Regions from separate parts of the Mus musculus genome. Here all the other regions are linked to region 3. Evidence: chromatin loops called from intact Hi-C (ENCODE). Cell type or tissue: heart. All regions are shown on one strand. Each heading gives the region's core, and the rest is flanking DNA. Links, peaks and the distances in the headings are about the cores only.

Region 1 (8,307 bases), core at 1,196-6,195, 53 kb before region 3:
ATGGAGCTTGGGCTACAGGTTTCCCATTTGGAAGGACCACTTTTCCAGCTGCCCGAGATGGAGGTGGGCAGGGTGTGGATCCTGAGATTCTCAGCTGCCCCATCTCCATGGTGGAGTCTAATGGGGTAACATGTATGATGCTCTCAGTTTGGGGGACCCTCTGGGACTCCTCAGTAGCAGGTCCAGAACTTGGGTCTGTTGGCGGCTCCCACCGCAAACTGTGAAGGCTGTGCAGGTCTCCTTTGTCTATGCAGCTGGCCAGCAGCTGCACACTGCTTCTTTCAGGGGCCCTGCTGGTAAGCTGGGGCTGGAGGGAGTAGGCAGTCAGTGCCACTAGGCCCTGTCCTGTCTCTTGCATCACCAGCCCCGTCTTTGACACAGAGACTCCCAGGCCACAGGCCAGCAGCTGCTGGAGCTCAGGGTCCATGTCTTCAATATTCCCAGGGTCACCAGGCCCTGGCAGCGTGAGTGGGTGGAGCTGGAGCTGCCCAGCTGTGTCCTCCTGAACCAGCAGTCCCTGCTGGTCCACGTCTGTCCGGCGCAGCACTTGACGGACGATCCTGGGAAGCTCACCACACACCAGCTCCTCCTTCCGTATGTAGGGGCGCCCCTGCCCTGGGCTTGGGAGCACATACTTGGCAAGACAGAGCTCCCCTGGCCCTCGGGCCTCCATGAGGATGCCTCCATGGTGCAGGATGCCGGGGGTGGCATGCAAAGTCCGAAGGGTTCTCTCGGCTGCTGTCTCCTGCCTCTCTGGTGTCCCATGGCCTGCAGAGCCTTTTGGCTGTTCTTCCTGGAGGTTGTCCCCTCTGATGCTCTCAGCTGCCAGGGAGCCCATGGGACAGTTTTCAAAGAGCCAGGTGAATTTATGCACAGAGCCTGTGGGGATGGACCCCAGGTTGATTGTGGTCTCCGGGACCTCCTTCTTGCCCGCCTCCAGGGCCTGGAAAACCTCTTTCTGCCGAGATACCTGCCCGGAAGGAATCTCCACCCGGCTGCAGTACCTTACAGGCTTTCTCCCACTGGATTGGTTTGAGGCTGGCAGAGATTCAGTCTCAAAGACATGTCTGTCTGTCTGCCTGTCTCCAGCCGGAACCTGGCTGGTTTGCAGGTGCTGCTCCCCAGAGCCTTCTGCTGGGTTCAGAGATTGGGGCCCAAACATCCAGGTGCAGGACTGTGTCTCAGCCTTGCTCACGGGGTCTGTGACCTCAGATTCTCGCTTCTCTGCCAACTCGCTCATAGGGTAGGTCTCAAACAGCCAACGGATAGTCTGTACATCACCCTTTTTGGGGAGCTCAGGGGGGGGGCCTCCTGGACCCTTCCCCTCTTCCTCCTCTGGTTTCTGTTGCTCTTGTTGGTGGATCATCTCCAATGGCTGCGTCTCAAAGAGCCACCGAGTGGTGCCGACATCCCCAGCCACCACTTCCTGCCGAGTGATACCTCGTACCACATCGATGGTACTGGGGCTTCTACCCAGCGTGTCCAGGGGCTGTGTCTCAAACATCCACTTGTAGCCCTGAACATCACCTCCAACTACCTGCTCTCTGCTGACAGAAGTCAGGGCATGAAGCTGTCCCCTGCTGTCCTGCATAGCATATACCGGGGCGTCAGAACCCTGGGACTGCTCGGCAGAATCAGTGTTTTGTCCTCTGTTTATGTTCCCATAGGCTGAAGGCTCACCCTGCCCAATGCTGTCTAAGGGAAGGGTCTCAAAAAGATTCTTGAAGGTTTTCACATCCCCTTTCAACCCATCATTCTGGGGGACACCCTGAGACAGAGGCAACACCGAAGTACCATTACTGGGTAGACACTCTGTCACAAGCCCCTCACCCTCCTGGTGACCCACCCGTTGCAGGTGACCCACTTGGACCTGGTCTCTGAAAGCATCCAGGGGTTTTGTTTCAAATAGCCAGAGTGTAGAGCGGACATCGCCAGGAATCACCTCCTCCTTGGGTGGCACCTCTGCCTCTGTTTCTCTTTCACCCTTCAGAGTGTCCAGGGAACAGGTTTCAAACAGATGTCGCTGATGCTGAACATCTGGGCCAGGAGGGATGAGATCCGGAGATGGCTGGAAGTCCTTCTCGTCCACCTCGATCTCACGAATGGCATCCAAAGGCTGCGTCTCAAAGATCCAACGAGTTGCACTGACATCCGGCAGGGCTCCCTCCTCAAGGGAGATCCCCCGAATCACCCGCACCTGGCTGGGGTCCTGGTTGAAGGCATCCAGAGGTCGGGTCTCAAAGAGCCAGCGAGCAGACCTCACTGCATTGCTTTGAATCTCCTCCCGACAGGCAGCCTTGACTTCGTGGATGGTGCCCTCGGCATCCTGGATGGCGCATAGAGGTTCCGTCTGAAACAGCTTCACCGTCTTCTTCACATCGCCCTTCAGCTCCTGAATCTCTGAGCGCAGCTCTAAAGGACTCTGCTCCTGGATAGAGGGGCGGGAGCCCAGTCGGTCCAGGGGCCTAGTCTCAAAGAGCTTTCTGGTTCCCTGTACATCTCCAGTGGCTGCAGGTTCCCTCATGGTTGTCTGTGTTGCCTCCTCCTGGCCTCTCAGCGCATCCAGTGGCTTGGTCTCAAACATCTGTCTGGCAGCTTGGACATCACCCCCTGATGGCCGGAGTCCCTCCGGCTCCTGATCTGAGCTGTTGGTAAAGGAGCCTTCCTCAAACTTTCGAGAGGTGGCCTGGACGTTGCCACCTGACACAGGTTCCCTGGCAGCCGGCCTCTCGTGATCGCCAATGGCATCTAGCCGCCAGTTCTCAAAGATCCAGCGCATACACTGAACATCGCCCTCAGTGGGCTCCTCCGAACCGAGGACCTCCGCCAGGTCCTCAGCCACAGCCTCCTCGAGGTTCTTCCGAAGCTCAGGGTGGATGTGTTTGTAGAGACGCCGGAGCTCACTGGCTTGCCGCTGCTGCTGGAACTTGGAGAAGGTTTCTTTGGGGGGTGGTGGCGGCAGACCCTCTGGGGCTGAGGGATGAGGGAGGGACAGGTCCTCTTCTGTCCTCATTTGGATGGTTGGTGTAGGAGCTACCTGCATCTGGGCATCAGCCATCCTTCTGGGAAGAAGGGGAGAACCTGAGTTAAGTGAGGAGCAGTTCCTGGGTTAACTAGCACGAGAAAGGCTCGGGACTGTGTGGCCACTACTAAGGGGCTCCCACATCTCTGGATCTCTAGCCTGGGGCTCACTCTGGGGCTGGAGTATGATAGTCCATCCATTCATCAGTATGAGTCCCTGCTTCCTAGTTTCACCTGGATCAGTGGGATCAAGCAGGGCACAGCTAGCCTGGAGACTCCTTCCAGCCCCTGGAGGGATCCAAATATCCAGTAGGAAAGCTGGATGAATCACCTACGTCTCCCTCTGTCACAATCATTTATTCTGCCAGGCAGTGGTGGCGCATGCTTTTAATCCCAGTACTTGGGAGGCAGAGGCAGGCAGATTTCTGAGTTCGAGGCCAGCCTGGTCTACAGAGTGAGTTCCAGGACAGCCAGGACTGCACAGAGAAACCCTGTCTCCAAAAACCAAAAACCAAAACCAACCAACCAAACAACCAAAATTTATACTCAGCAGACTCCCAAGTAGTGAGGGCGCTGAAGAGTTGCTGTCTTGGCAAAAACCTAAATTAAATGAAGACTCATTTCCTATAGTGGTGAAATTCCCATGTACACCACCAGAGGGCGCGCTTAGCATGTTTACTAGAAACCTTTCTCTAACCTCCACTTCTTGGCTCTCTCCAACCTTTCCCAGGCCCCTGGGTCCTTGCTGGCAAAGTAGAGGCCCAAGAAGGGGGAATTGCTCATGTTTGGGCAGAGCCAATGTTTGAATTCCAGGTCAGGGTTTTCATTTTACATATAGACAGGGTTTCAAATAACCCCGGTTGTTCTCAAACTGAGGGTGACCTTGAACTTCCCCCTGCCTCCACCTTGCAAGTGTGAGATTTCTGGAATGTGCCACCAGTGCACATGCTGGGAATTGGACTCGGGCTTCGTGCATTCTAGGCAAGCATTGTCCCAGCTGAGTCACCTTGCCAGTCCTAAGTTTTCTTTTTCCCACAGCTCTCTGCAATTAAGGATAAGAAGCTTGAGTTTCGGGTCAGATCTTGCAGAATGAGTTATATATAGGCTGTGCTGACTTCCAGTCCCTAGACCTTACTGAAGGCCTGACTCCCAGGAAATTGTAGGATTGGGTGTGCTGGGCTTTGTTATTTGCCATGAGCCCGAACCCCTCCAGTCCTGCATCTCTAGGAGAATTGGAAGGTGATGTATCCAGGGTATGTGTGTGTGATAGAACGTTGTGGGATTAAGGTCATTTCTGCCTAAGCAGCTCTGGACATGAGAGGCCTGCCCTGGCTCACAGAATGCCCTCCCCAGTTGTGTACCAGCAAGCATAGCTTGGAAAGTCTCTAGGGCAGGGAGGACTTCGAGCCAGAATCTATATCCTGCCCCAGCTTCCAGCAAGGCATGCCTCTCCCTAACTCTCCACACACCTCAGAGGCCTCACACTCCTCCAGCCGTCTTCTGCTCTGTTTCATATATGTCCTATCTGTCTTGCGACAGGTGTTATGACAGTCCCCAGAGGCCATTAGAAAAAGAATGTAAAATATGTGCCCCCTCCTGCTACCCCAATCCACTGCTCCGCCCTGCACTTAGCACTAAATATAGCTGAGGTCCAGGCCTCGGCAGACATCATAGCACTCAGAAAGAGGTTCCAACTCAGCCAGGGAGACCTGGTGTGCCCATGCCCTTTCCATACTTTGGGCTTCTGGAAGACACTGACTTCTGCTTCCTGTGAAGTACCAAGGTATTTGCCCTGTAGGCCAACCTGCAGATACCAATTGCCCAAAGGCATCCGAGGATGTGCGGCAAAGCAGGGACGCTGGTGACAAGGGACAGAGCATATTCCTGACCTCTTGTCCTCCTGACCTCCTACCTCAGAAGGAGGAGAAGGGAGAGTTTTTGCCCCACTCCCTCTCTGGCCTCTCCACTGAGGATATGAGGAAGCAAGATCTGATATCCCCTTATGGAGCCCCAAGCAAAACCTCAGGGTGGTCCCTCTTGTCTCTGAGCTCTGTGTAGGAGACCACACACAAACCCATGCCTGTCCCCACTTCTGCTCTATCTAGTCACCATGAGAGTGGCCTGGGAAGATTTCCTATACAGACTGCCAGCTGTCCCCAGCTCAGACTCCCAGGGATCCCCAGAATCCTTGCTAGGGTCACAGAGGCCAAAGAATCTAATGGCCTGTTGTTAGGGGATACAGAAACCCAGCAAGGGGACAGGGGCTGCCCATGGAGGCTCAGCTGAGGTCTCAGAAAAGGCTGCGGCAGGCTTTCAGGCTTCCCGGCTCCACTCTCATCTGGCCTGAGACTTCTGAGGGCAGGTTTGGGGGGGCAGGTTTAGGGTATAGTAATTTCAAAAACTGTCCATGAGCAGGTCCCCTATGCCGAGACAGTCACTCAGCACTGCCAGCAAGTCAGGACCACCCACCTCCACCTCGGACCCTCTTAGGCACCAGCCTGCTCTAGATGCCTACCATTGGGCACATTCAGATCTGATCTCTCCATCCTGAGTCACCCCAGGCTTAGCTGGAGGATGTCCCCATGGGACAAAGTCATTCTACCAAAGCTGCCTCAGGAGGGAAGTTACTCACAGGCTAGCCTGGGCACAACATTGCTTGCTGGGGCCGGTTATGCTAAGACCGTGACCAGCAATAGCTGGGGACTGGGCTTGCCCTGGGCCATGGTTTGGCTCTGGCTGTCCTGGGTCTCTGGCCTTCAGCATTTTTATCTCTTTTTCAGACAGAGTCTCACCCAGTTCAGGTTGGCCTCGGACTTAGCGAGTAGTTGAGGATGACCTTGGACCTCAGACCCTCCTGACACAGATTACAAACATGCAGCATCTTTTCTGGTTTTATTTGGTGGACCCAGGGCTTTGTGCATGCTATGCAAGCACATAACCAGCTGAGCTATGTCCCGGGCTCATAGCTGCATCTGAAAAATCAAAACTTCTGCTTGGCGGTGATGGCGTACACCTTTAATCCCAGCACTCTGGAGGCAGAGGCAGGTGGATCTCTGAGTTCGAGGCCAGCCTGGTCTACGAATCGAGTTCCAGGACAGCCAGGGCTACACTGAGAAATCCTGTCTCAAACAAAACAGAAAACAATCAGAACTCCAGGCCAGAATGATGGGCCAGTGGTACAGGTACGTCCTGTTATTTCTGAGGACCTGTTATTTCCAGTCCTGTTTTTATCATGTGTCATACACATGGTCAAAGAGAAACAATGTACTCTGACCCCTACACTTTCACCACGACACATGGACCCACTCACATGCACACAAAATAAACAAAACTGTAATTTAAAAATTAAAAACAACACAAAGCTCCCGGCTACCAAGTGAAACTACCTCTCGATGATACTAGATCAGAATGAATCTGTTTCTTGGGCCCGCCTGAGGTAGCCACAGCAACTTCTGACCACATACAAACACTTGCTACCTTCTAGAGATAAGTCCTGGTGGCTTTCCTCGCTGAGGGCCTGTACACCTGTACCACATCCTCTCCACACCTTCCCCGCTACCGCTAGACTCCCTCCTGACACCCACGCTGCAAGGTCCAGAGGGCCACGGAGTAGAGCGGTAGCCTAGCCTATAACACAAGAGGGGAGGGTACTCACCAAGGGTCTGGCTGGTGTCTGGGTGCTTTTGGGTGTCTAGCCTTGGGGTCTGTCGCTCTGCCGGGATTCTTTGTTGTCAGTTCTGTTCTGTTCCTGGGTCCCCTGCCTCTCTCTACCTTGGCTCTAGGTCTCCGTTCTCTGCCAACCAGGCAGCTGCCTTTATCTGGCCGGCTAGGGGTGGGTGAGGGTGGGGGCGGGGGAGAGGCTATGTTCGGAGTATTAAGTGGTCCGGTTATTTTTAGGGCTCGTGGAAGTCACTTTTCCATCCTGGGGAATCAGTTACAATTCCTCTGGGCTAGGGAGGGCTAGGGTGGAGGAGGAGTCCCATTCAACCCAAGTCTGCCCGGAGGACTGGGGTGGGTGACTCAGTCCTGGATGGAGACATCTAGGTTATTTTGAGGAGATGAATAGGGGGACACTTGACGTGTGGGTGACCCTGTCCTCTCATCCCGCAGGCCCTCTCTCTCTATGCTGAGCTATTGTTACCACACATGGTCCACCGAGCCCAAAGCCCAGCATCTCCCTGAGTGCAGGACCAGGCTTCTCACTACCAGAGTCACCTTCATGTAAAAGGCTCAACCTCTGTTTCTCTCCGTGCAAAAACAAAGCTGGCCTTGTCTCCCGTCTATTCTTACCCTAGCTCCACAGTCCAGGTCTTTGAAGCTATGAGGGAAGTAAACTTGGGGGTGAGCGAGATTTCTGAAGGAACAGGCCCTTAATTTATCAAAAGATCTGAAGGCTGAATGCATGGTGTCCCAGCCCAGTGATCTGGGTCCATGGCTCCTTCTAGACTCTTCCCTCTGACTCACGGCCCAGACTCTCTGGGAATGGCTGGGAGGACCTACACATGGTAACTGACTGTGGAGTTATTTCTGACCCTGGAGTCATCATCTTCGTGGTCACAGATGGAGTGACAGACTGTGCACCTGTCTCTTCCTCAGTCACACGGAGCCCCGGGGGACCTGGCAGGCTTCGTCACTTACTTGGCGCTAAGGCTGGTGTGGAGAGATGCCACAGAAAATACGGAAGTGGCTTTTGTCCCAGGTGGGTGTAGCAGGAATGGCACCGCCTTTATGTAAACCCTGCGGGCCGCAGAGCCACAAAAGCATCTCCTGCAGGAGGACCTAATTGAGGACTGCCTGAGAGATAGTTGTCTGCTGGTGCAGACAATGCCAGCCAATCAGGTTCTGCTGTTTAGGAGAGACGCTTTCTTGGTACCAATGGGGCATGGGTGGAGGGTATTAAAGGAGCTTAGAGCAGCATAGAGAGAGCTTGCTGCAGCCTTTCTCACCTGTTCTGGAGTCTGTCATTGACTCTGCACCACCTCACCTCCAACCCCCAAGGGCGGGTAGGGTCAGACATCGAGTAGCCCAGGGCACAGGCAACAGGTGGGAAACCAGGCTCCTCCCTGGGTGTGAGTGTCCGGTCTTCCTTCTGAATTACATGTGCCTTCAGATGCCAGGGGTGATGACAGGTGCGTTGTGAACCTTGTCCATGGTGTCAATACCATCCTGCTGTCAGCTTGGGCCTGGGAGGTGCATCTTGGATGCCCTACCCCCCTGTCCTCATCCTCTGCTCCAGAATCCTGGTTGTCCCTGGCAGGGACAGAAGTGGCAGAGCCTCCCTCTCAC
Region 2 (8,307 bases), core at 1,405-6,404, 160 kb before region 3:
GGGTGTCAGTGAACAGATAAGCGCACGCCTTTAATCCTAGCATTCAGGAGGCAGAGGCAGGTGGATTTCTGAGTTCGAGGCCAGCCTGGTCTACAGAGTAAGTTCCAGGACAGCAGGGCTACACAGAGAAACCCTGTCTCGAAAAGCCAAAAAAAAAAAAAAAAAAAGGTGTCAGTGTTAAGGCCTCCGCCTCAGCACTGAGGAATGGGAGGTCTCCTGAAGGAGGAGAGCCAGTTGCATCAGAGTGCAAACACACTGCCTCCCAGCAGACCTGGGGGAGTCAGGACAGATGGGAAGCATCTGCCAGGGACACAGAGGAAGCAGCCATGGAAGAGACTTGGTCATGTGAGCACTGCAGGTGCTGGCAGCTCTTGGCTGTGGATGGCAATATAAAGCAGGCAGCCCCGGGTACCTATATGTTGAAGACAATCACTGAGAATTCCTGGTAGCCAAGAGTCAAGAAATGCCACTCTAGCTGCAGTCTCCTGATGTTAGAAGAAGAGTGGTTCCATTCGAGCATAAATATATGTCTTACATTCAATGTACAGCATTTTGAAAGGACCAGAGGGCATGTGGTGATGTGATCCTGGGAGCCTATCCCCCAGGGGTGGGCTAACTTCATATCCACTGTATTAGGATTTTTTTTTCTATAAGCATTCTCAAAAAAAGGAAGAAATTTATTTCCTCATTAAGAATGTAAGCTAAGCATGGTGGCCACCAAAGGCTAACTTCAAAGGCACAGCAAGAACCTATCTCAGAAAAGTGCACAGACACACACACAGAGTAAAAACTAGAATAGCAGAAGCAGAATGCTGCTTTTGTTTCAGAAAGTCCTTGTCCTTTTGGCTGTGCCCGCTTAGGTCTCAACAGTTAACCTCATTTAAAACTGTGAGCCAGCTGCACACGTGCACATACACAGGAGCAGCTGCAAGTAGCTTTCTGGTGGGAGGGTGCTCACCTACCATTCAGCCTCTCCAATTCTGCAAGACGCGACTCCTTTGGTGACTGCTTTCCCTGTGCGTCTACAGCTTACTGCTGCAAGCCTGGTGCAGGTGGTGTACAGGTGTTGACAAAGGAGTGATGTACCTTGATGTTTCACGTGCTAATAATTCACCTCTGGGCCAACAGCTCAGTTATCAGCCCTTGACAAAGAAGACTTTTGTGTTTGGTTTTTAGATGGAACTTGACAGATCAGCAGATCCCCCTCCTGCAATCTGGGTTGCAACAACAAAGTCCACAGTAAATAAGTGGGTAAGTGCATGACCGTGCTTGTGACAAGTCCGTAGACATGGTTGGCTTGCTATCTCAGACATGCCAGGTACCAGCAGCAGAGGTTCATTGTGGCCCCATCCACATTCCCATGGGAATGCAGGTGTAATCCCAAGAGTGGGAGTAACCCTGACATTGGTGGGCAAAATGAAGCTGCTTTTTCTTTGTTACCAGCTAGGATATGTGCTTGATGTACTTAGAACAGTGCTGCCTGACTAAACCAGTCAGTGTCAGACAGCTTCTGACCTTAAAATACTGCACCTGAGAATAGGCAGTCCAGCTGGACTCCTGCCTGGGAGACTGACAGATGGGAGTGCTGCATGTTCAAGGTCAGCCTGAGCTACATAGCAAGACACTGTTTCTGTTAAACACACAAAAAGAATGAAGCAGACAGTCCACATACCCATTTTTCTGAAGGTAATAGAACAGGAGGCTGGCTTCTGACTTCCTGCCTTTCTCCAAGTTGTGGAAAGCAGGGTCAGTAGATATAGATTGGGCAGTTAGGTCCTCATAGCACCAGCTCCTTACTTAAGGAGCTCAGCTTTCTTATGTTGCTGACTCTGGGAGCTAGGGGGAGGGAGGGTTTGTGTGCAGGTCAGCTTCACAACTTCTGTGAGTGCCTTTGTGTCTGTCAGTTACAATCTTAACTGGAATAGTGCCTTGCTTTAGGGCTGTCTTAGTTACTGTTCTGTTGCTGTGATAAAACGTGAAGGCACTTTACAACAGAAAGCATTGAATTGGGTACTAATCAGGAGATTAGTCCATGACCATCATGGTGGGGAATGTAGTGGCAGACAGGTATGGCGCTGGGGCAGTAGCTCAGAGCTCACAGCTGGTCCAGAAGTTGCAGGCAGGCAGAGTGTGGGCCTGGCATAAGCTTTTAAAGTCACAAGGTGCCCCTCAGTGACACTTTTGTTCCTACAAAATGACACCTCTTAATCTTTCAAAAATTCAAATATATGAGCCTGTGAGAGCCATTCTCATTCAGAGTACCACAGAGCCTTGTGGGTTTGCTCTTTGTTTGTTTGGGGATAGTTGTAAGTTTTTCTTTTTAAGAAAGCTCAACATTCTCTCCTTAAGACTTGTTGGGGATTTCTTGCTGGTTGACTCAGTGGCTTCCTGCTGTGATTGGGTATGTCTCATGTACCTGTGATAACTCAACATTTACTAGTTCTACAGCTATAACATTCTCAACTCTTGACAAGCCTGGAGAACATAAAATGCTGAAATTATTAATTTTGTTCCTTTAGACACTGAAGGGAATTCATAATTTTCGAGCCTCTGGTGATTATGACAATGATTGTACAAACCCCATAACGCCCCTCTGCACACAGCCCGACCAAGTTATTAAAGGTAAGAAGGCCCCAGGCAAGCAGACTTTAATGAGGTTACAGTTAATGAGCATGATGACTTTCAAAGTGGCGGCCTTTCTTTAAATGCAGTGCTGCTATAGACAAAAGCCCAGTAACCTGTGCTTGCTTTTAGCACAAGAAAATGATGGTAAGAGATGAGAAGGGTTTTTAAGAACGTGTTTGATGTATTCTTTGACTGCTTCTGCCATGTGTATCGCGCGTCGTCATCATCATACCTATTCCCAGGTCATCTCTTCTGGTCCCTTCACACCTCCTCAGCATGTCCCCTCCTACCTTCATGAGTGATTTTTAAATAACCGACTGGGTCCCATCAGTGCTGTCCATATGCACAGGAGTGTGGGGCCCACAGGCCACCTACCAGCAGTCACAAGAAATGAGTTTTTGATTGATTTTTTTTTTTTTAATTAATGGCTATTGGTGGTACAGATGAGGGCTTGCATGGGGTGCTTCAGTACATGCATGTATAGCGATGAGGTCCGTTCTCCCAGACCTAAGGGTTGCTTTCTGAGTGAGTGAGAACCTTGGTGCTCTGTGTGTCCGCCTGTGTCTGATGCACTGTCTTCAGCTGTTTGCTGCAAACAGGACAGGACACCTTTTGCATTCGGTATACAAAAGGGCTGCCTTTATAACTGTGTATTGTGACACTAGTCTCTTGTTCATATTCTACCCTACAACACAGTAGCCAGGGTAAAATATCTTTAATCTTGTCTGGGCACAAGCCAGATGTCAGCTTTAAAAGGGGGTGGAGTTGCGTTTAACGTTTGCACTTAGGACTAGAATCCTGCCTGACACATTGATCTGGAGCACTTAGCCACCTCCGGATAAGACACGGTTGAGGAGGTGCAGAGGAAGGGAAGGCTGGAGTAGAGGCCAGGCTGGCAGGCTGGCTCAGCACTTGCTGCTCAGTCCGCACAGCTCCGCTCCTCTCCCCAAAACCCACGTAAACAGAGAAGGGGAGGGGAGAACCAACTCCGTGACAGTGAGGAGTACTAGTCTTTTTTTCTTTTTTCTTTTTTCTTTAATATTTTTTATTACATATTTTCCTCAATTACATTTCCAATGCTATCCCAAAAGTCCCCCATACCCTCCCCCCCAGTCTTTTTGTCTTTTGCCAGTTGTTTTTTTTTTCCTCCTTTAGGGGGCGCTAGTATTATTCAGTGCCACATCCTAAATGACAAGCGACACATATTAACCAAAGATACGAATAACAATGTGGCGTACTGGGATGTATTGAAGGTGAGTGCCTGTTGTGTCCTCTGTTTCCCTTAGTTTTCCTCCTCTGTACATGATAATATTTATTTACAGTAATACTTTATTTGGAGGTGGATATTTTTGGATATAGGATGGTATGTATGGTAGTAGCTAACCTTTTTAAGCATGTAAACCATTTCCCTGGCCACTGTATTACAAATCATATCGAACACTGCTTTATTTTGGAAGGTTCTCATCATTATGCTATGGGCATTTAGGCTGGATCATTCACTGAGTGTAAGGAGAGCCATTCTGTCCTGTCCTTTCTTTTACAAAAGGGTCCCATGGTAACTGGGAGGATCCAGAAAAGCCCTAACCATCAGCAAAACTGCTTGACTCTTCCCAGACTGCGCCCTCCCCATCACTGAGTGTCTCCACGGTACCCAAGAGTCTTGCCATGCTGTGTCTCTAGTTAAACTAGCAGGCTGGGGCTGCCTGTGGTCCTGTTCCCTGGTCTTGCTCTGTTAGCTGCACTCAGTAGAACCCTGCTGTCTGAATGGGATAGAGTTCTATTTGGTGAGGCTCCAGGGTATGTGTGTCATGGTTGTCATCTCTACAAAAAACGGCTTCCCATGTCTGGATATGAACCTTGAAAGTCCTGAGGTCACATGATCTGGTATAATAAGCCTAACAGGGTAAAGAAGAAGTCAAGGAAGTTTGGGGACATGAAGGAGAGGGCAGAACTGTGTTCTAGTCTGTAGCCACATGACCTGCTGGACTTACCGAAACCTGTGGCCTCAACCCAGAAATGAGGGGAACCCATTCTCTGGTGATGTCAAGGACATATTTCAGAACCATGCAACACAGGGCTCAGCATATAGGAATCTGCTACAACGAGATGGGTGGGAAACAAAAGAAAGACAACGGAGACTGTGAAGGAGAGGAAGGCGTGAGGATGAGTCCTGCGCTTCTGTTGTGGACTGAAGTGATAGAGGCAGACGACGACAGCCCAGCTATCAGGAAAATGGTGCATGTGAGTTTATCTTGCTAGGTGGACACCTGTGCAGGCTATAAACACACAGCAGCCCTCAGCGTGGGCATTACAGATGATGTCTTGAGGATTGTCAGGATTTCCAAGAAGCAGGACTAGGAAGAGGGTAAACTGAGCCATCATTCTTGTCAAGGATTTTAGGAGGAGGCCACCAGTGTGTGAGTGATAAAGATGGGTAAGAAAACCAGAAGCCAGTGACAGCTCAAGGACAAGTGAGGGTTTCAGAAAGGAGCTGAGTTAATGAGAGCCATGAGAGTGGACTCTGGCACGAGCCCTGCAGGCAGGAGCCAGTGGGTTCAGTGTTAACGGCAATGAAGAAAGAAACTGTCTTGAAGTCACTGGATTACAGGAGTTAGGTAGAGAGGGGGGGTAGTTGGGAAAGGGTTAGGAGCAAGATCCAAGGAGAGGCTGTTTTTACTCTGTGGGCTGTGTGTGTGTGTGTGCGCGCGCGCTCAGGTGTGTTTAGGGTGGAAGAATTTGAAACTGTTTGACTATTCCTAAGAGGAATCCATTGGAGTGGGGACTGTCAGTATGTAAGTCTCCCAGGGAAGACCCGAACATAACCAGAGGGCACCTTTCCCCCCAACCCCTCTGGGAGGAGGAAAAAAGGGAGTTTCTGTCTAGGCTTGCTTACGTATTCACATGCACGCACACTTCCAGGTAGCAGTAATGGTCCAATTGTGGCTGGAGACAGTGATTTTATGGTGACAGATACAATGGAGATCTGAGGGGCAATATGCCATCTGTGACTGCATTTGAATGGAGCAGGGCTTGGGTTTCCAGAGAGTTAGGGGAAAATGGTCTGGGGGTGCCAGCTAGGACCAAGGAATATGTGTGTGGTGCAGTAAATGTCATAAGCTTCGGGAAATGGGCGTCTCCTGTGATTTGGGTATGTTACAGTGGTGTATGCTTTCCTTGGGACATTATGGAGCTATAGGATGCGGGAGAGGTCATGTTTACCTGTGAGGAGATTACTGGGGTACTAAAAGCCATGCTAGTGTTGAACTGAGCACTAGGGAGAAACTGTGTTGGTGTTCAGCACTAAAGAGCTATAAGTGGAAACTACCCTAGCACCAAAGATGCTTAAGATGTTTAAGGTTTTGGGGAAGTACTACATTTTTAGAATGAGAGGTGTTCAGAAGTCTTTTTTTTTTTTTAAGGATTGTTTAAATTGTGTATGTATGCCTGTTTTGCCTTCATGCATGTGTTTACCAGGTACCTACATAGGTCAGAAGAGGTAATTAGATTCCCTGGAACTGAAATTATATAGTTCTGAGCCACCATATAGTATTGTACTGGGAATTAAATTTGGGTCTTCTGCAAGAATAAGTGTTCTTAACCACTGAGCCATCCCTCCAGCCATAGAAGTATTAAGGTGGTCAGGAGAGGAAAGCTCTCCGTTAGTCCCTGAACCAGCTGTTGTCCGAAAGAAACTTAGCGCTCGATAAGCAAGCCCTTCTAACCATGTTTCTTGGTTACTTTTCTCCCTTTTGTTTTGAAATTTACTTGATGGTGCTTCTAGCTGAGTGTTAGAAACTTAGTATTAGAAAAATTAAATTACAGCCACATCCCCTAGAAAAGATTGTTTTCAGTTTTAAAAAGATGAAGCGGTTTTTTTTCTTTATGTGTATGAGCATTTGCCTGCACATATGTCTGTGCATCATACCTGTGCCTGGTGCCAGGGAGATAAGAAGAGGGCACCAGATTCCTGAACCTGGAGTAAGTGGATGGTTATGAGGCTGGTGGCCACTGCAGCTGAACCCATTTCCTCTGCAGAAGCAACAAGTGCTCTTAACCACTGAGCCATCCCTCCCCTCACTAATTTAATAGTTTGCTAGCAGGTAGTTATGTGAAAGCCTTAGAATAAAAGAAGTTAGCTATGATATTTTTGAAGTATATTTTAGAATTATTTAAGCAAATGTGAAATTTGGAAGAATGAAGTTTCAGCCAGTTGGTTCCTTACTTCATCCTGACCATTGTGCTTTCTTACGCAGGCATGCAAAGTGGAAGATTTGGGCAAAGTGGACTTTGAAGATGAAATTAAGAAAAGATTTAAAATGGTGTATGTTCCAAATTGGTTCTCAGTAGACCTAAAAACAGGGGTGAGTTAGGCAATCAGTATTTATGTGATTTTGGATAGTTGAAGATCCCCTCCATGTCCTGATTATTCTTAAGGAATTCGCTGTGTTTAAATGTGATATGTGCAGTTGCTTTGCCATCTTACTCTGCTGTCATTTAAGCCTGGCACTTGAGTAAAGCAAGCTGTAGCTGAATCCCAGGAGGCACGGCTTAGCCTTAGTCTGGTGTACGGATGCTGCAGGGTCAGGTGCTGGAGAGGAGGGGAGGGAGAGCGAGCTGCTGACACTGTGCCTCCAACAGATGCTGACCATTACCCTGGATGAGAGTGACTGCTTCGCTGCCTGGGTTTCTGCGAAAGATGCTGGCTTTAGCAGTCCTGATGGGTCAGACCCAAAACGTGAGTTAAGTGTCTTCAATTAAAGAAGGTGGCTGGTCATCTTTGGAAGTGCTCCCCACATCATGACTCTTACTGTCGTTTGTTTGTTTGTTTGTTTGTTTGTTTTGCTTCAAGACAGGGTTTCTCTGTGTAGTCCTAGCTGTCCAGGAACTCACTCTGTAGACCAGGCTGGCCTTGAACTCCGAAATCCACCTGCCTCTGCCTCCCGAGTGCTGGGCTGAGTTCTGGGTTTAAAGATGTACATCACCACTGCCCAAGCACATCCTGACACTGTATCTCACTAAGCACTCTTCTAAGAATTTGGTGTGTAACAATCCAACATGTGTACAAATACAAGGTTGCTGGCTTTAGGGGAGTATATCTGTGAATAACATCCTGTTATTTTGTTTTAAAGAATTGCTTAAGCCAGACATAGTGGCTCATGCCTGTAATCCCAGCCCTTAGGAGGCTTAGGTTGGGTAACTGCCATGAGTTCAGGACAGCCTTAGCTACAATGTAAAACCCCTGTCTGCACAAGAAGGATAAAGAAGCCTGACTGCTGAACAGCAGGAGAGCGTTTCCTCTGCAGCTTCAGTTCTGAGATCAAACACCAAGAAGTTAAGGTTTCATTGCTGTGAAGAGACCATGTCAGCTCTTACAAAGGAAAACATTTCATTGGGGCTGGCTTATAGTATCAGAGGTTTAGACCATTATTATGTCAGCATGCAGGCAGACATGGTACTGGAGGAATGGAGGGTTCTACATCTTGATCCACAGGCAGCAAGGAGAGACTGTGTGTGTCACACTGGGTATACCTTGTACATAGGAAGCGTCAAAGCCTACTTCCACAATGACTAACTCTTCTAACAAGGCCACACCTCCTACTAGTTCCACTCCCTATTGGCCAGGCATTCAAATACATGGGTCTGGGGGGAGCACGAGGGGACATCCTAGTCAAACTCCCACAG
Region 3 (8,307 bases), core at 1,583-6,582:
GCAGACATTGGCCCTTTCCCGTTGCCCCAGCAGCTAAGTCAGGGGCTACTCAGCTTCCCCTGGGGCTCAGCTCCTCACCCCGATCCTGTCCCCACTTCAGCTCTTGTTTTTTTGGCTTTTATTTGTATGAATTCCTTGGGAACTTCACATGTATTTCGATCACAATCCCTCCTCTACCCCTCTCCTCCCAGAACCACCCCCATCCTATTCCAGCTCACCGACTCCGTGTCCTTATTCATTTCTGCTAAACTTTTTGTTTTCGAGCTTTCTTTTTAATTATGTATATGTGCCCAGGGAGGCTAGAGAACTCAGATCTCCCTGTGGCAGTCGTGAGTTGCCCATCACTATAGGTGCTGGGAGTCGAACTTGTGTCCTCTGCAAGAGCAGTGTGTGCTCTTAGCCACCGAGCCATTTCTTCAGCCCCCTGGCTTTGTTTTTGTTTGTTTTGTTGTTGAGATAGGTCCCACACATCCTGGGCTGGACTTTAAATAGCTATGGGGTTAAAAAGACCTTGAGCCTTTCATCCTCCTGCCTCCACTGCCCAAGTCTGGGATGCTCCACCGTTTATGAGGGGCTGGGGATGGAACTCAGGCTAGTCTAACATTTTGCCATCTGAGCTGTATCCCCAGGGCATTCAAGCTCTTCCTCGTGTTCCTGTCTGGAATCTGGCTGAGAATCTCCTACTGTTGCTGTCAACCAATCTCATCCGTGTCTGTTTCCCACACAACTCCACCTTCAGCTGGGGCCTGAGGGTACCCTGTGCCCACCACTCCCTTCCCATCCATCTTATTCATCTCACCATCCGGCCATCTACCCATGTGCCAGAGAGGACCCCGAGTCGTAGCATCACAGACTTAGCACTCTCGGAGGCTCCTCTCTTCTGTCTGGTGAGCATGTTCTCAGCACCATGGCTTCTTTTTACTTCCCACTGCATTCTATCCGCTTCCTCTTCTCCAGCACACACATCCCCTGGCCTGTGCATGCCTTTCCTCCCTGCCTCACCTGCTGTGGGCTGACAAGCCAGCCTGTCCTGCTCATGGATGCCGCAGCAGGTGAGCTCTGTGACGAGTGTCAGTAACTCACGCTGGTATCCTTGTTCCCAGATGGACGGCTGCACACACCGAGGGCACTGAGCTCGCCTGAGCTTGCAGGACATCCCATTTCAGGGTGAGGAGGCAGCAAGCCTGCTCTATGGACCTGAAGGCCACAGACTGTACCTCATCCATCTGTGCATGTGTGTGCAAGTGTGTGTGGGTATGTATGTGTGGGTATGTATGTGTGCAAGTGTGTGTGGGCATGTATGTGTGCACAAGTGTGTGTGCATGTATGTGTGGGCATGTATGTATGCACATGTGTGTGTGCAAGTGTGTGTGGGCATGTATGTGTGTGCATGTGTGTGTGTGTGTACAGTCTATATAGCATAAATGAAGTCCAGAATAGAGCACTGATCCCTGGCTCTGGAGCTATATGTGGGTGTGAGCCATCTGACGTGGGTGCTGGGACCCACACTGACCTCTAGAAGGCAGTGAGCACTCCTAACCACTGAGCCATCTTTCCAGCCTCCTATTAAACTATTTCTTTCGAGACCTATTTTTGTTATTTTATGGATATAAGTGTTTGTCTGTATGGCCACTGCCACATGCATGCTTGGACCCAAAGAGGCCAGAAGAGGGCATCCCAGGTCCCCTGAGACTAGGGTTGTGAGTCACATAGTGGGGCGGGAATCAAATCCAGGCCCTCTTCCAGAGCAGCCAGTGCTTTTAACTACCGAGCTCCCAATTAAAGTATTTCTAAGCAGTAGCATTTGGAGGTGGCTGAACTACGGTGCATTACAAATGGAAGCAAAAGTGCTGTCAACTTTGGAAAAAAGTATCCAGTTTACTGTGTTGAGTTGGCATTGAACAGAAATGGACAGCCATATTGGTCTAGAAATGTTGGACTTAATTTTTTCCCCATTTGTACAGGGGCAATGCACTGTGTTAAATATGTAAGGTCTTATCTACGTGGGTTTGATTACAAAAACTAATAAAGTATTCTCTAAATAATGAAGAACCCCCCCCCAAAAAAAAACCCAAAATAAACAAAACAAATGGAAGCAAAAGTTCTTTTTTATTCCAAAATAAACCATCAGATGTTGCCTAAGGTTTCCCTTGCTTCTGAGACAGGCTCTTGCTCTGTGGCCAGCCTATTCTAGATCTAAGTTCTCACCTCAGCCCTCCAAGCTAGAACTTCTGAGCTCTTCTGTTACCCCAGGACAAGCTCCCAGGACAACACGCTGTGATACTCAGCTAAACCCAAGGCAACTTATAAAAGAAGGAAATGTTGAGCTTATGGCTTCAGAGAGTTAGGGCCCATGGTGGTGGAGTAAAGGCACGGCAGAAGGAACAGCTGAGAATCCTCATCTTGATCCAAAAGAAGGAAGCAGAGAGACACACTGGGAATGGTTTTTTAAATCCCCAGTGACACACCCCCTCCAACAAGGCCACACCCACCAATTCTTTCCAAACAGTTAACCAACACATGAGCTGTGGGATAGCCATTTCCATTCCTACCACCACAGCCCTTAACTATTTAATAATTATTGATCACCACCACTAATCACTGCCCCCTTGGAGGGTGATATGACTCATCCCTGGGATCCCAGCACTTGGGAGGCCGAGGCCAGAGGACGGCTGTGACTTGGAGGCCAGAGGATTGCTGCGACTTGGAGGCCAGAGGATTGCTGCGACTAGGAGGCCAGCCTGAGCTACAGAGGGAGGTCTTATCTCGAAACAGCAGCAACAACCCCGACATAGTTGAGGCCAGGTTGGTGTAAGTTGTAGCAGTGGCAAAAACACCTTCTACCCAGGCAGGATAAGTAAGAGATTAAAAAGCTGGGGGCTCACAGAAGAAGGAGCAATGTCTGCCTAGGGATCCAGGCTTCACTTTTGCAGGGACGGCTCCAGGAGAGGGACCAGGTGGCAGAGAACATGCTTCACTGTCAGGGAGCCAAGTAGAGCTGCCCCCTTCCCTGGGCTTTGCTGACATCCAGGGTCCTTTAGAACTCTCCGCATTCTCTGCAGCCCATCCCCATTACCACCCAACCCTGTCAGACAGGCTTCTCTCTCTGCTTTTCTGAAAGCTCTGTTTACTAGGAAAAAAAAATCATCTTAAATTCTAATGGGGGAGCACCCAGCTGTGTGCCCTCTCCCCACTACCCAGAGGCTAAGGTGGATCCTGCAACTCGAATGTACCGAGACTCAGTTTTACGTAGATAAATAAGGGGAAATGGTCCAGGTTGGGCATCTGTTATGTTCTCAGTTGTGCCCTATGTTAGGAAGCAGTAGTGAAGTCAGAATTTACCAGAACAGGGAAACGGCACCAGACCAAGGACAGAGCTGCTGGTGTTCCAAAGGCTGCCCCCCCTGCCCCCCTCACAGTCCACCCTCTCTCCCAAGCTACACTTAGCCTTCACTCACATGTGAGGGTCTCCTCTGAAAATGATGACTTGGGGTGTGGCTTGGTAAGTACAGTGCTTGCTCTGGGTTGATCTCCTGCACCTGCAAGCCAGTGAGGCGAGGCACAACTACCATCCCAGCACTCAGAGGTGGAGGACGAGGACTCCAAGCTCATCCAAGTTTGAGACCAACCTGGGGGCGGGGGGGGGGGACGGGGACACAGAGGACACAGTGAGCCATGGCTGCCTGCAACCCACAGATTGAATCCTCAGAACGAATCCACTGACACTTGGAGCTTGGTCTTCCAGGCTCCAAAATCATCAGAAACAAAACAAAGGCCCCAGATTGTCACAGTTATCACAGTAGCCCTGGAGATTGAGATATAAAGTCAGATGTTAATTTATCAGGTTATCCAGGAGCTCAGTATGGAGCTGAGGATGGCCTTGACTCCTGATCCTCCCGTTTCCACCTCCCAAGTGCTGAGGTTACGTGTATGGCGGTTTGCCCACTCAGAAGAACGGTTTGGAGTTTTTGTTGTATCTTTGTATCTTACTCAGGTTCCCATCCCATCCCCCACCCTCCCTGCCTCTCCTCCTTTCTCCCTGGTTGGCACCTGTGTTTGAATTTTCAGTCTTTCCTTTCAGGTGAGGAGACTGAAGCTGAAGGAAGTTAAAGGGACAACTTGAGGCTACCTGCCACTCACATCAGAGATTTACATGTGCAACATCTGGCCTTGGAAACAAGGTGGCTTCTGTAAGGTTCTAGAGCCCAGAGCAGGTGCCCTCAGGGCCCACAGGCAGAGTAAGTGGCCACCACTGCTTCTCCAAGGGGGCAGCTGCAGCTGGGGACAGGAAAAGGCTGGCCTGGTCAGTCACCCGCTTCCAACAATTTCCTATCTTGGCAACCTTGGAGCTCCCTCTTGAGGCAATGAGGTGAACTGCTGCCTGAGGCCTGGGCTGAGACAGGCTGGGCAGCAGGTCAAAGAGCCAGAGCTGAGAACCAGACAATCTAAGTCTGCCCTGTGCACCTGCGGGCCGGGGTGTCATCTGGGCTCCACCCATCAGCTTATGAGCTGCACATTCTCAGGTGTGCCACACATTAGGGAGCAGAAGTGAACTCAGGGCCCAGAGGACCTGGGACCAGTCAGATTCCCAATGTACATCTCTAGATTTGCTATTGACAAAGTGAGGATTTCCCATGGCTTCCTAAAGAACAACCATTTATGCATTTGAGAACGTACTTTAGTAAGAGATGATGCATCTAACCCTCAAGAGACTGGAGGCCCCAGGGAGATTAGGTCAGGTGGGCTTGGGGGTTGGGAACATCCACTTGGAAGCGGGGTGGGGTGGGGTGGAGGTGTGGGATGTAGAGCAGTCGGAGGGTGCATGGGGGTGGGGTGGGGGATAGAATATGGAGTGTAAAAAATAAATTTAAAAACAAGAAACGAATGTACTTAGGATGGGAGGTGGTGGCACCCGCCTGTGATCCCAGCACTTAGGAGGCAGAGACGGGTGGACCTCTGAGCTCCAGGCTAGCCTGTGTACATAGTGAGTTCCAGGACAGTCAAAGCTACACAGAATCACAGAGAAACTGTGTCTCAAAAGAATGAAACAAAAAGCTGGGTGTGGTGGCACACACCTTTAATCCTAGCACTTGGGAGGCAGAGGCAGGCGGATTTCTGAGTTCGAGGCCAGCCTGGTCTACAGAGTGAGTTCCAGGACAGCCAGGGATATACAGAGAAGCCCTGTCTTGAAAAACCAAAAAAAAAAAAAACCAAAAAACCAAAAAACCAAAAAAACCAAAAAAACCCCAAAACAAAACCAAAAGAACAATAACAGAGAGAGAGAGAGAGAGAGAGAGAGAGAGAACAGGTGGGAAGGAAGGAAGAAAGGAAGGAAGGAAGGAAGGAAGGAAGGAAGGAAGGAAGGAAGGAAGGAAAATGAAAGTATTTTAGGGGCTATCTCCCAGGCCTAAGGATCCTGTGCTGCCACCAGAACTGGGTCACATGACATTGAGAGCACACTTCAGTCTCTCAGCGCTGGAGAGGTTTTGAAGAAAAACAAGGTCAATTTCCAATAATTATTTCCAAAAATAATTCTCAATTTCCACTCCCAGTCAGCAGTTCTTATTCTGTATGAAGAAAAGGTACATGTGACATACAGTCATGTGTTCCTTAACAGAGGAGACTCACCTAAGAAAGATGTCACTAGATACTTCTGTCGTTATCAGATATCACAGGGTGCCCTTACACAAACTGAGAAGCACCCACGTCATTAGGAGATATGATCTCTTGGAACTACCATTGAAGTCGTGGTGCGCTGTTGACGGAAACATTTTCACTATGAGACTATATATATATGCCCACATGGGAACTCAGAATAAAGTCACCTATTAAAACCAACACGGCCATTTTCTCAGAACCAATTGCTCCAGCCAGTAAAGGAAAGCCGGCCATTAGAAATAAGGATCAGCAGTATCTGGAGGTGTCCTGCTGCCTCTGTGAGAGAGGGAGGCTTTGGAAGGCCATTCTCTACTTAACAGTCTCCTGAATCAGTATTTTTCTGTAGCTGGTCATCCACAGTTTGTGGTCTCCACAGCCTACCTTGGGAGTGGGAACTCTGGGTTAAACTTAGATGGAAGGACCTCTTGGGATGGCGAGTTTCCTCACTGCCCTGCTGCCTCAGTAAATTACAAAACAGGCCCCACAGACAACAGACATTCCTAAGGACACTACCAAGTCTGTCTGATAAACACTATGGCCGTGTGCTCTTCTCTCCACCAAAGCCCTCTGTCGTTTCTTCTTCTGCAGCTGATGACAAATCCTTGCCTCTGTAGGCACAGCAAACTCTGGTCTGTGTGTGTGTGTTGTGTGTGTGTGTGCTGTGTGTGTATATGAATGTGTGTATATGTGTGTGAGTTGTGTGTGTATGTGTGTGTGAGTTGTGTGTGTATGTGTGTGTGAGTTGTATGTGTATGTGCGTGTGTAAGTTGTGTGTATATGGTGGTGTGTGAGTGTGTGTATGTACATATCTGTGCATGAATGCTTGTGTGTCTATTGATGTGTGTTCTCATGTATATGTGTACTAGGAATCAGCTTTAGCTAGAAGAGGGGCTCCTGAGGAAGGAGTGCTTAGGGGCAGCAAAAGAAACAACTTGAAGTCAATCGCAGGGTTCAAGCTGACAGCCTTGTGTTCTGCTGGAGATGGCTCCCCAGACAGCTCTGTAGATAGCGCTTGGCTCTGCAGTCTGCTCAAGACAGCTCTCTGCTAGAGACAGCTCTCTCCTGCTAGGAAAAAAAAATCCTAAAAGCTCTCTGGATAGCTCGTGGGTTTTCCCACCAAAGTCAGAAAAGTTGCTAGAATAAATTCTTGGATTTTCCGACAAAAGCCAGAAATCTTGTTAGAAAAAAAAAAACTCTTAAAGAGTTGTGTTTGTTCTCCAAACAGTTCTCTCAGTAGCTTTCTCCTTGTAGACCATGGCCCAGTCTTTTATCTACATATCAATCCAGTAATTTACTCCTGGTTCCATCTTGACCATCCCATGAATCAGCATTCCATGTCCTTAGACCCTTGACTCTTAGGAAAAAATAGCCAGCATAAATATATATTTTTTTAATGTTGCAAATGAATTCAGAGGCCTGCCTGCCTTTGCAAGCACAGACAATAAACTTAGCTGGGTGAGGTCCTGCCCTGGGATCACCACTGTCTAAATTTCCTTATCTCTTTCTGGATCTTTCTGACAAGCTGACTATATCGATGCTGCCTCTGTTTTGTTAGGTCTGTGAAGTCAAGTCCCTCATGTAATTCATATTGCATCCTTATATTTTGTATAGTTGAGAAATCATGTTTATAAATATTTTGAACTCAACTAGAGTTCTTTCCTACAGCTTTATGGGCTGTCCTGAAGGTCACACAGCATTCATCTTTTTTTTTTTTTTTTGGTTTTTTGAGACAGGATTTCTCTGTGTAGCCCTGGCTGTCCTGGAACTCACTCTGTAGACCAGGCTGGCCTCGAACTCAGAAATCCGCCTGCCTCTGCCTCCCAAGTGCTCCACCATGCCCGGCTCATCATTTTGCTAAGGACATTAGACACACCCTCACTGGATTCAAGCTGTCTCTGATTATCATGGAGTTATTAACCTTGGTAGAGAAGACACTCCCCCAAAAGAGTAAAATATACAACCAAGCCTTACAACCATAAACATTCATGGAAGTCCATGCCCTGCTGGCTCTGCTCCAGGGGCAGGAAACATGTCACATTGTCCCTTGCCCATGGCCATGCAGGACTGGGCACATGTGGAGGTCAGAGCTCAGTGTGAGGCATCCTTGGTTGCTCCCTACCTGTTTTGGGGAGTGGGAGGGGCTTACCTAGGGGCTGGAGGGAGGATGAAGAGAGAATGCAGGGTGGGGGAAGAGGAAGGAGGCAGAAGCAGGAGGAGATAAAGCCAACCAGCCACTGAGTTTTCAGTTGGAGTGGCCAATGGCCACGCTATCCAAGTATGCCTGGGGAGGTTTGCGAGTTCACAGTCATTGAGATAGCAAAGGCATTTTAAGATTAACTGGTGTGTGTGTGTGTGTGTGCTGTTGTTGTTGTTGTTGTTTTGTATCCGTGGATTCAGGGGAATCTGGGTAGAGGCTGGTAGCGCAATCCTCCCAGAGCTTAAAGTGGAGTAGCAAAACTACACACAACATTGATCTTCATTTCAAGATGTCAGAAGCACTGGTGAGAAGTAGAGAAGGGTTAGAAACAGCAGCTTAATCAGCGGTACCTCTAATGTTCTAGGCCATGAAACAATGAAGACTTTTTAAAAAGGCTGAGGTGACGCCATCCACAAAGTGTTTGTTGTATAAGCATTAGGACCCGGGATTCA

What was found. Hi-C counts contacts between places; a loop is a spot of excess contacts. Peaks named below come from ENCODE experiments on the same cell type or tissue, not always from the same donor. Only the 100,000 strongest peaks of a DNase experiment are listed, where the experiment ranks them.
Region 1: a loop joins it to region 3, with 8 times the contacts of the local background. A loop is called at or near these places in 32 of 42 quality-filtered maps.
Region 2: a loop joins it to region 3, with 10 times the contacts of the local background. A loop is called at or near these places in 4 of 42 quality-filtered maps.

What each region holds. Positions count from the first base shown.
Region 1 is chr9:120,016,758-120,025,064 of GRCm38, forward strand. It overlaps Xirp1 (xin actin-binding repeat containing 1), which reads right to left and starts at 6,841. Exons shown (of 3, transcript NM_011724.3): 1 at 6,677-6,841; 2 at 1-3,062. The coding sequence starts at 3,058. In heart, for the core only: a CTCF peak has its summit at 3,674 (motif pointing right); DNase peaks (open chromatin) are centred at 3,814, 4,544 and 4,664; H3K4me3 peaks cover 2,647 bases; H3K27ac peaks cover 2,544 bases.
Region 2 is chr9:119,909,848-119,918,154 of GRCm38, forward strand. Wdr48 (WD repeat domain 48) reads left to right here. Exons shown (of 19, transcript NM_026236.3): 9 at 1,177-1,251; 10 at 2,520-2,622; 11 at 3,781-3,878; 12 at 6,879-6,986; 13 at 7,264-7,360. Among named protein-coding and RNA genes, the nearest start is that of Gm2449, 19 kb to the left of the region's middle. In heart, for the core only: a CTCF peak has its summit at 3,766 (motif pointing right); no DNase peak of the experiment used is centred there.
Region 3 is chr9:120,069,003-120,077,309 of GRCm38, forward strand. Gm33858 (a long non-coding RNA gene) reads left to right here. Exons shown (of 3, transcript XR_003948274.1): 2 at 1-887; 3 at 1,104-2,049. Among named protein-coding and RNA genes, the nearest start is that of Cx3cr1, 4.9 kb to the left of the region's middle. In heart, for the core only: no CTCF peak of the experiment used is centred there; a DNase peak (open chromatin) is centred at 4,359.